2 separate regions of the Homo sapiens genome follow, and region 2 is linked to region 1. A link is a contact called in ENCODE Hi-C data. All regions are on one chromosome and are shown on one strand. The core of a region is the stretch at or near the end of the contact, and the rest is flanking DNA. Distances in the headings are between cores, read along the strand shown. Region 1 holds the start of ZNF330 (zinc finger protein 330). Region 2 overlaps GAB1 (GRB2 associated binding protein 1).

Evidence for each region. A loop is a pair of places that touch in the nucleus more often than their neighbours do. Pooled maps may share reads with other maps.
Region 2: a loop to region 1 is called in a map of naive thymus-derived CD4-positive, alpha-beta T cell, with 7 times the contacts of the local background. The contact joins the enhancer-like site here to the promoter of ZNF330 in region 1. A Hi-C loop is called at or near these places in 1 of 168 maps with a recorded cell type or tissue (naive thymus-derived CD4-positive, alpha-beta T cell), 1 of 37 single-sample maps with no recorded cell type and 8 of 50 pooled maps.

What each region holds. Positions count from the first base shown.
Region 1 is chr4:141,218,301-141,223,105 of GRCh38, reverse strand. It overlaps ZNF330 (zinc finger protein 330), which reads right to left and starts at 2,211. Exons shown (of 10, transcript NM_014487.6): 1 at 1,998-2,211; 2 at 615-740. The coding sequence starts at 734. RefSeq lists enhancers at 1,415-1,919, 1,920-2,426.
Region 2 is chr4:143,356,647-143,361,451 of GRCh38, reverse strand. All of the region lies in intron 1 of GAB1 (GRB2 associated binding protein 1), which reads right to left. Among named protein-coding and RNA genes, the nearest start is that of MIR3139, 16 kb to the right of the region's middle. Within about 2 kb of position 2,316, at least 24 of the 41 ENCODE cell types and tissues checked have a DNase peak (open chromatin) inside an H3K27ac peak, as active enhancers do.

The sequences.
Region 1 (4,805 bases), core at 962-3,461:
ATGTATGTTTGACAAAAGGAGAAGGAAAAAATAGGAACAGTGGGAAAAGAAAAACAAAGAAAGGAGTGGAAATAGAGAGAACCGGAATAACTCTACAGTCAATGAAAGAGGTAATGATGACCTAATTGTTTGCTTTTTCGCATATTTCAAAAAGCATATTTCAAAAGCAGCCACCATTCAAAGCAGCCCAGAAATTATCAGGACTAACCCACTTAGCACAGGTAGATAAGGTAATAGAATGGGAAGCCAACAGATGTTAAGTAGGAAGTTCAGAAAAGAGAAATGAAAGAATTGCTAAGAAAATATGATGAAAACCCAATAAGACTAAGGCATTAAAGAAACTGGAAGATGAAAGTTTCTATTATCTATTCTTGTCCAATATCTACCTTTATCACCAACAGTATGTAAAGTAATATGCTAGGTTTTATAATAATATAAAATCCAACAACAATCACTGCCACTCAGTGAAATCAACAGACGTGCCAGAGATACTAAATTCAGCAACAAACTATATGCAAAAACACTGTCTTCACTAAAATTTTATTCAGGTATACGTCAGATAAAATAGTATATAGTTTTTCCAACTACCAACTGATATCAAAAAAAGCTGATACCATTGAGGCATTACATGGATGTTTAGCTAAATCTATAGTGCTTCTTGATGCTCTTAGTTGTTTTTCACGTTCTCGGCGGTTCTCAGCCTTCTTCCTCGCACCAGTCTTTTTTTTAGGCATTTTCCCCTATTTTGACACAAGAGAACAGAAAAGATATAATTGACTGACTGCATTTACTATTTTAATAAACTAAGAAATAGTATAACAAAGTGTCCTTTTTCTTGTTAAATGTTAAACTCTATCCTTTCGATAGTTAAGCACATTCTAAGCCTTATGAAACGTTAAGCACATATTATTCCAAATGAAGCGGGTGATCCTTAACGCATTTATTGGCACTAACGATTCTAAAAATGTAAACGTCAAAAAAATTTACCCTAAAAGACAAACTAGTCTTCTTTTCCCACTAAGAAAAAAGTTTCTCCAATGATAAAGTATTCTGCACCTCATTAAAACAAATGAATCATGTATCATTAGCAAAAACAAAAAAATCATTAATAAGAGCATTATTTAGCCAGTTTATATCACTTTTTTGAGCTATATATTCAGATGACCTGACGCTGCCAACACCTTAAGTATAACAAGTTTAATTTTTCCTATGTAATATGTAAACAAAACATCTAACAGTCAACAAATAACACTATTTATTAACTACAAAGTCAAAACATTCTGAAGATATTTAAGGTATTAGTTGCTCTGACTTTAACAAATGCTCTTCCCTCTACACGCAGTGAGCATGTAATTTTAACGGGGTTCAAATTTACGTTTAAGAGTATGTTTAATTTTCATCATTTAGTTGAAATACAAGATTTTTCTAAACTGAAGTTTTCTGAACTGAATGCTCAATTAAAAAAAAAACAAAACAGGTGGTAAGCAGTACGGTAGCAACTGAAAAATAGCCAGATTTAATAGGTGGTTATTTCGGTAACGTAACGCCCAGACCACTAAGGCACCATTCCAATATGTAAAATGACAAAATCTAGAGGGCGTGCTGCCCTGGCCAAAGAACCTCAGAAAATAATCACGAGGTGATCATGCGGATTAACTTTCTGCGTCCTCAGAGATATCCTCTGAATCCTCTGATAAAGTTAAATCTCATTTTTTTTTCCCTCCAGTTTGTTCTGCACGCTCAAAAGAGTGAATCTTCTTCTCAGCCTTATACGGGTTCAAGCCCTTTTCCGGTAACACTCCAACTTCTTGCATGCACTGCGTGTGTCACCAAATGAGGAAACAGGCACGGGGCACTGCGGCTTTAGGAGTCCAGCCTGGAGCTGGAGGACCCAGTGGGGCGGAGGGGCGTCCAGGGGAGAAGCGGCGGAGGTGCCAGGCGGCTCGGGGACCCGCAACGGGGACCCGCAACCGTCACCCGCCCGCGGGACACCCTACCTCGTGCGCGCTCCGGGCAAACCTCGCTCACTTTCGCCGGGAGACCGGACTCACTCAGGGGGCCGAGGGACAGGGAATGGCGTGAGGCCCACCCGCGACAGCAGTAAATCCAACTCGTGGACCAGGACTCCGGGAAAGAAGGTACTAACAGCCAGGGAGGCTGACAGCCGATTCCGGACACTAGGAGACGGACCGGACGTCCTTTTACGACAGCAGCGCCTTACGGCTGACGTCATAGGACGGGAGCCGCCCACCTCTGTTCGCTCCGCCCCTTCCCCGCCCACTCCTGCGGGGGCCAATGCCCCATTCCTAAGCAGAGGATCTGCAGAAAAGGAAGGGAATGCGAGGGAAAATAGGGAAGCAGAAGGAGGGAAAGCAGGGGAAGGCCCCCTCAGTTTTACTTTTTTAGAAAAAGGAGAAATCTAAAAGGAAGAGGAAAATGAACTCACAGACTTGGTACTGGATCAATTGACTCAAACAGCAAATTCATGTTGAATTCTGTTGGAAACCTTTCCCCACCTCTACATCTTGCGTGCCTCACATCCCACCTTTTCTTGGTTGCTGCGCAAACTGTGCCTTCAGTTGCCTGATGAACTTCCGTACCAGCCTCCCCTGTCTCTTATTTCTGTTATGCCCTCTGGATTCCATTCCTTTGTGAACAAATCATCCCACATTCTCTACCTCTAATGTGTAATCTGCCTGCTTTTAACTGAAACCTGATGATCCTCCCCCTGCATCAGAATCTCCTTCCGATCAAGCACCTCCACCTTTGCATAGCCGACCAAGCTGGGTTTCCTAATCTCTTTCGGAGCTCTGCCGCACTTAGGATTCAGTACCAGGCCTATTCCTGTGCTTTTCCTGCCCTCCCCCTGCAGGAGATAAAAGCCTCTTTATTTGGACCAAAGAGGCCTTCTGGAATTTACTCTTAGATTTTGATAGCCAATTAACCATCTCAGCCTTTTGCTATTTTCAAAGAATCAATTTTACTTAGCAATAACAGTCAATGCCACTGTCATTAAGGTTACTATTTCCCTCATAGTTCTCAAATGCCTGATACATTTTACCTACTCGTATATAAATTAGAATACCACCCCAGTTACGTTAGAATACCACCCCAGTTTCATTACTGATGAAAGTTGTAACTATTGCACTGTTACCTTGTGCCGAGGTCTGTGTGTCCTACACCTACCACCGAGGGGGTCCTCATTGATAGTCACATGGCCTGTGATTCGAATCATAAATCCCATCTTAGCCTAACTTGAACCACTCCTGACACCAACTGTTTTAGGTTGGCTTCCCCAGGAAGCATACTCTGAGTCAGAGAAGAGTATAATGAGTATGTTAGGGAATGCTTTGGGGAACAACATCTGCAGGAGAAATGGAAGCAGGATTGAGCAGAGGGAAGAGTTGACCTGCAGTGACGTCTCAGTGAAGGCCTCGTTTTGAATCTGGGATATCCCTTCAGAGTTGTCTTGAGTTAGGGGAACTGGGCTGGACCTTTATACACCTATGACATTTAGTCACTGGATGAACGCTGCCAAAGGAGAAGAGTGCAACCTTGGGTTAAAGGACTCCTGAAGATGGCCAAGAGCTGGATTGTGTTGGCTTGCTGCACTCTCAGCAGCTCAGGAAATAAGTCTTTCATTGAGGAAGAGGGATCTGGGTAGTGCCTGCCAGTATTCACTACCAAGAGTGATGGCAAAATAAATATTCTGACAAAGACAAAGAACCTTTACTATTCACAGATACTCAGTGAAAGAATTTCAAAGGGCAGTCTTCACAAGATGAAAATGGAATTTAAAAGGCAGGAGGGAATACAAAAAGTAATAATAATCAATTTATTTAATATATAGGGTAAATCTAAAACATTATATAAAACGACAAAATTATAATAAGCAATTTGGGATATGAAAATTATAAGGAACTGAAATATTCTATAAATTCAATGCAATTCAAATCAAATCCTCATATAGATTTTTTTAATGGAATTTGGTTAATTGCTCTCTCAAATTCATAGGAACAATTAAAGATTGAAAAGCCCAGACCATTTTAGTTATACAAGCAGAAGGATACTTTTATTTATTATAAAGCTCTAGTAATTAAAACAATATTGCATAGTTTCAGGTGTCAGCAAATAGACAAATGCAACTGAATAGAAAGCCTAGATACAGACTCACATACATTTGGATATTTGGCAAATGGTATGGGTTGCATTAGCATCAGTAAGAAGACAGGTATTATTCAATAAATGAGGCAAAGACTATTGGCGATCCATATGGAGGAAGATAAAATTAGATCCCTATTAACAGCACATATTTAATAAGTCCTAGGTGGAAGGACCTAAATATACAAAGCAAAAATAAAACTATTTTAAGAAAACATAGGAGAATGCCTTTATGATATTAAAGTAGAATGATTTATTAAGACACACACAAAAAAACAAAAAATTTAATGAACAATGAATTCAATAAAATTTAAAAACTTCAGGATGATTAAAGACATAAAGTAAAAAGGCAAATGAAAATGAGGGGAATGAATTTTGACACCCATGTAACTGACAAAAGATTTATATACAGAATAAATGACACCCATAAGATTGTCCAAAATGTAAAAGCCTGGCAGATCAAAGTATTGGTGAAAGGCGGATAAACAAATTTTAAGCAATTCTACTGGGAGTATAAATGTTAAACCTGTTTTGGAGAACCACATGGCAATGTTAAGTAAACGTAAATATGTGCAAAACTAAAGATTCAACCATTGTCCTTCTAGGTTTCTACCATAAGAAATTTGCGTACAAATATACAATGA
Region 2 (4,805 bases), core at 1,067-3,566, 2.1 Mb before region 1:
AGTCAGGTAACATTTCATTGCCTTTGGTCAAAGGCCACTATAAGATCTGCAGAGCAAACAAAACAGTGAGATCTCCCCAGTAAGAGTAAGTCAGGGTGTCAGAGTGAGCTGCTGAGCAAGATGTTACTAGCATTTCTGAAATATATTTCTTAAAAGGAAGGACAAGATGAATAAATCAGCATGCTGTTTTAATAGTAATCTAAAATATGATTTTGCCTATCAGACTGAAAGATGCAAAGGACACTGGCTATACCCTAAAATGCATCCACAGTTACTTTCTGGAATGTCTGAAGGTTGCGTATTGCAAAAGAAATCCCTCCAAAAAAAAAAACTCCTTCCCAAAAACTTGAATTTTTAACCCCCTGCTTAACTATGCCAACAGAAACAGTGATGCCATTCCATTAGGCTGGCTCAGTCAGTAGCAGCACTTTATGTTAGCCTGATAGCAAAAATATGTCTTGTTGGGGAAAGGATGAGGTAGAAATTAAAAAATGTAAGTTTTGAAACTGGAAATAAGCACTCACACTTTGTTTTTAATTAGAATTGATATTTCTCCTACAATAATCTGACTTCAATTACCTTGGGCAATGCATTTGATTTCCCCTAGTCAATAAAAGTAAATTGTATAGAAGTTCACCTTAAATTCTCCTTTTGGCTTATTACCAGTAACTTTTACCATGGTACTTAAAAAAATATTTTCAGTAAGACCAAAATTGCCGCAGAAGTCACACGAAAAACAAAACTTTGGCACATGAAAAAAATTCTTATTAACAACAAGCATCAGGATTCTGAGAAAAATCAACCCACGAGACAACTTTTTTTAGCATGATGGCAAGAATTTGGGAAAAGGGAACTTACAGGAAAAAGAGTTTGTTTTGCCAATTATTCATTCACCTTTTTTTCCTTCTATTTTTGTAGTGTCCAAGTAGGATTCCTTACCCCAAACCTAATTTTATTTTCCATTTTGTCCTTTAAAGATCTCAATCTTCTGATTATAAAATCTAACAGTTAACCACTGAAAAGGCAACAATTCCATGAATGCAGGTTTTTTAACCTTTAGTTCAAAAAACAAAACTTAGAATGGAAACAAAGTATTTTTTATCTCAAATAATAAAAGCAAATTTAAAATAGAAAAATAACGTAAGAAACAAAATCAGAATCAGGAGAATGTAAACTGAAAAATTTCCCAGTTCTTGAATTCCGGTTTTTTAAAATTGATGTGATATATATGGGATTATTCTCCCCCTCATTATTTCAGAGTAGGACACAGAGTGGTGAATCTACTTATACAAAAGAAACATCTGTCTTCAATCCAGGATTCATATAAAGTTAGATCATTTGCACAAGGCCATATAGTTTTATGCAACATACAATAAACAGCCATTTCCTCTTCTACTCTCTAAAATCATTATAAACCAAAGACACTAAAAAATCAAGCAGGCTGCAACTTGCCCAACCTACAGAAATGAGAATCTCTTTTTGGGTATTTTGAACTAACAGTGACTCATGGAAAAAGGCAGGTTGCTGTCAAATTGAGATCTTCAAAGTTAGGGTTCCCCAGCGTTCCTTTGAACCAAGGAACCCTGAAATTGGAGCAAATGCACAGTATAACACAATAGGGAGAAACCATCACCATCACTTTAGGGGTTAACAAACACCCTTTGCCACTGGCAACCCCTGAAAATCTCAGAGAGACCCAGTAGGGAAGGAAGAGGTACTCTAGGAAAGACTTTGACATCCACCATTAGATTCCAATCTTTGGCTGGCCTGATTATAAATGAATATGAAAAGGACATACTCAACAATGACCAGGGCACACAGCCTTACAGAGAGCTTAGAGCACTCACACAGGGGATAAGGCACAACTTTTCATAATGTTAAACACTGAAGAGCAGTGATGTTTTGGGAAACCCAATAATCCTACAACTGGACACAGTATCATGCAGCCACTAGAAATGGTCATCACAAAGCACATGGAAATGTTCTCTCATTATACACCGAGGGAGGAGGAGAACAGGACTTGTCTAGCCTTTACTGTTTTCATATTGGGTAAAGACAGATAAAAATGCTTCCGTGGGTTTTTTGTTGATTTGTTCTGCCTGTGTACAAAACTCATTAATGGAAATAGTTAATAATCTACTTTCAGTATCAAACATTTTCAGTATCAGATCCAGCATGCTACATCTCATCTGGATGAGGGGGTCATCATCTGACCAGAATTTACTATAGTTTCACATTTATTTCCTGTTACTCAGAGAAAACGGAAATGGCCCCAAAGGAGGCCAACCCTGGGGCACCTGACAGCTGGGGTTCTTTACGACATCACTCCTTAAGTACTGTTTAACTTCTCATACCATTTAAAATGTTATCACACATTTACTTAGCTCTGCAGTTTATAACCAACCTACCAAACGGGACAAGCCAGTCTGGATTATACAATATGTAAATAAGCCAGGGAGCTAAGGAGCAAGCTGACAGCAGGACAAGTTGGAACCGGGATAGAAGTTAAACCTTACTACACCTGAAGGCAGCCTCTTCATTCACTTTCTCTTCATAGTGCTTTATAACTAAAACATGGAGAATACAAACACCAATTCAAAAAATTCTACGTATCCCCACAAATACCAATTAGTAAGTCACCAAAATTAATTAAAGGAAACATACAAGTCAATATTTAAATTTCATTTAGCTTTTTTAATCTGATGAACCTACTGAATACTCATATTTGGGCCTGAAAATATTAATGCATTCTAAAGAGATTATCAGTAATGTGTATCTTCTTCTCACACACACATGCTGTCAGCTTAAATGTGGGCACAGTGGCAGAACTGAAGTTTCACTAACGTTGTTTTAGGACTTGAATAAATTGTTTTAGTTTCATGTGTGTACTTGTTTGAAAAACAGATTTTATATTCACCACCTTCAGAGATGTTGAACGCATATCACGAAACTGGTAACACTGCATGAGTATTCCTATTGTGTCAAATACAACAAATTGACATGAGAGAAGCTCTACAAATGAAATATTTAACATTTTATAATAAAAAAGAAAAATACCGAAACAACATTCAAAGGTATTCATCAACTCACATTGCTTCATGAAGATTACAATCGCCTATAAATTTGTCTTTTAAACAGGCTGTTACAATTCAACTGGAAAAAAAGCTATGAAACTTAAAATTGTGTCTATACAATTAATTATGAGTAGATGGTGATCATGTAAGAATCACTGACAAAATTACATGTAAATCATTTAAGAGCAACAAAAGACAGGTGAAATTTAATAACTTCAATCTAAAAACTTTAAGGCATACACACACGTACACACAACGTATAAAATATATAATCATTAAAATGTCTGTTGAAAATTTAGGGCTTGGTTTAACGTACCGGAGTTCTTTCCTAGGTTCTTAGTTTTTAAAAGTGGTTTTTTAAAATAGCAATTTATATAACAGACACATTTCTCAGCATAGTTGCATCCTCTTTCCCTTCCACTAAAGGAGAGATTTACAAAACATGTATAAAAAAATAGGAATGCTCAAATTTATTCTTCCCTCTTTCTGATAATTCATATATATATATATATGATTTAAAACTAAGTCTTAAGAACCATCTTTGAAGAGATAAAGGAAAGGAAAAAGCCCTTAGGGTAGAAGGAATCATTTCCTGGAAATACTACTAAATACACACTTAAGGAGGGGTGAGAGTTGGCATCATGAGACTGTATCTTTCTATTCCAAAGGGTAAGTACAAGACAGGTTGCAAATTGGCCCAAACTATGGAAACTACCACACTGTGGTCAGCACCCACAGCTTCCGCAGATTCTAGATTCAAATGCCACCTCATCACACTGTCATCCCTACCCACCCTTCACAACAGGTAAACAGGAAAAAAATAATCAAGGTGAATGATTTTCAAAGAGTTCCCTGGTGATTTTGATACTCCCCTCACCTGTCCCCCAGAATGAAAACTAGAGAGCTAAGTGTATGCTGCCTCATGTTCTCACCCTTAAAACCCTGTATATTAAAATATCTGATAACCCCTGGTTCCAATGGACTCCTCCCTTGCCCAGTTTTAGAGTCCAAAGTTGTGGTTTCAGCCAGACAGGTGTCAAAGTCAAAAAAGTATTTCTGAACAGATACAGATGTCAGGCCACAAAACTGAAGGCTTGTAAAAACAATGTCTATACTATATAGAGTTGAACCAGGCTGGCATCTTTATGATCTGGGCATCCACTAGGTAGGAGTTTACAGATACCCTAGTTTATCCTATCTGTTCTGTTCCAACCACTGGTATTCACACATTAAGTTTGCAGAAGAGGTTCTCCAGCTAGACTCACAGAAAGAGCTTCAGGACTAAATTCTGCAAAGACAAAAAAACAGGCTGAGTAGAAACTCAAACCCACCCAGGATAGATTACCTAAAGGTATTTCAGAGACATGTCCTAAGGTACCTCTTTTAAAGATATATAAAAAGGTGGTAGAAAGAGAAAGTCCAAAATTTCTGCAGAATTAAAACACACACAAAAAAGGTTGTTCTTTTGAGAGGGTATGGAAAGTATTCTAAATAGCATCATCTAAAATCTTTCCCCTCAAGAAGAAAAAGTAAAAAGTTTACAAGCTCAAATCTCTGCACTCCTCGCAGAAACCCCCATTTTGTTTGGCAGGCCTTCAGATGGCCTAGCTTAGCTGGCAAATATTCAAATACAGTTATTCAAAATATGTTAATGAGGCTAACGTGGTGTTTGCATCACATAACCCAACCCTCCCTTTCTTTGTGTGAACTGAACCTGTGCAGGTTAAAACA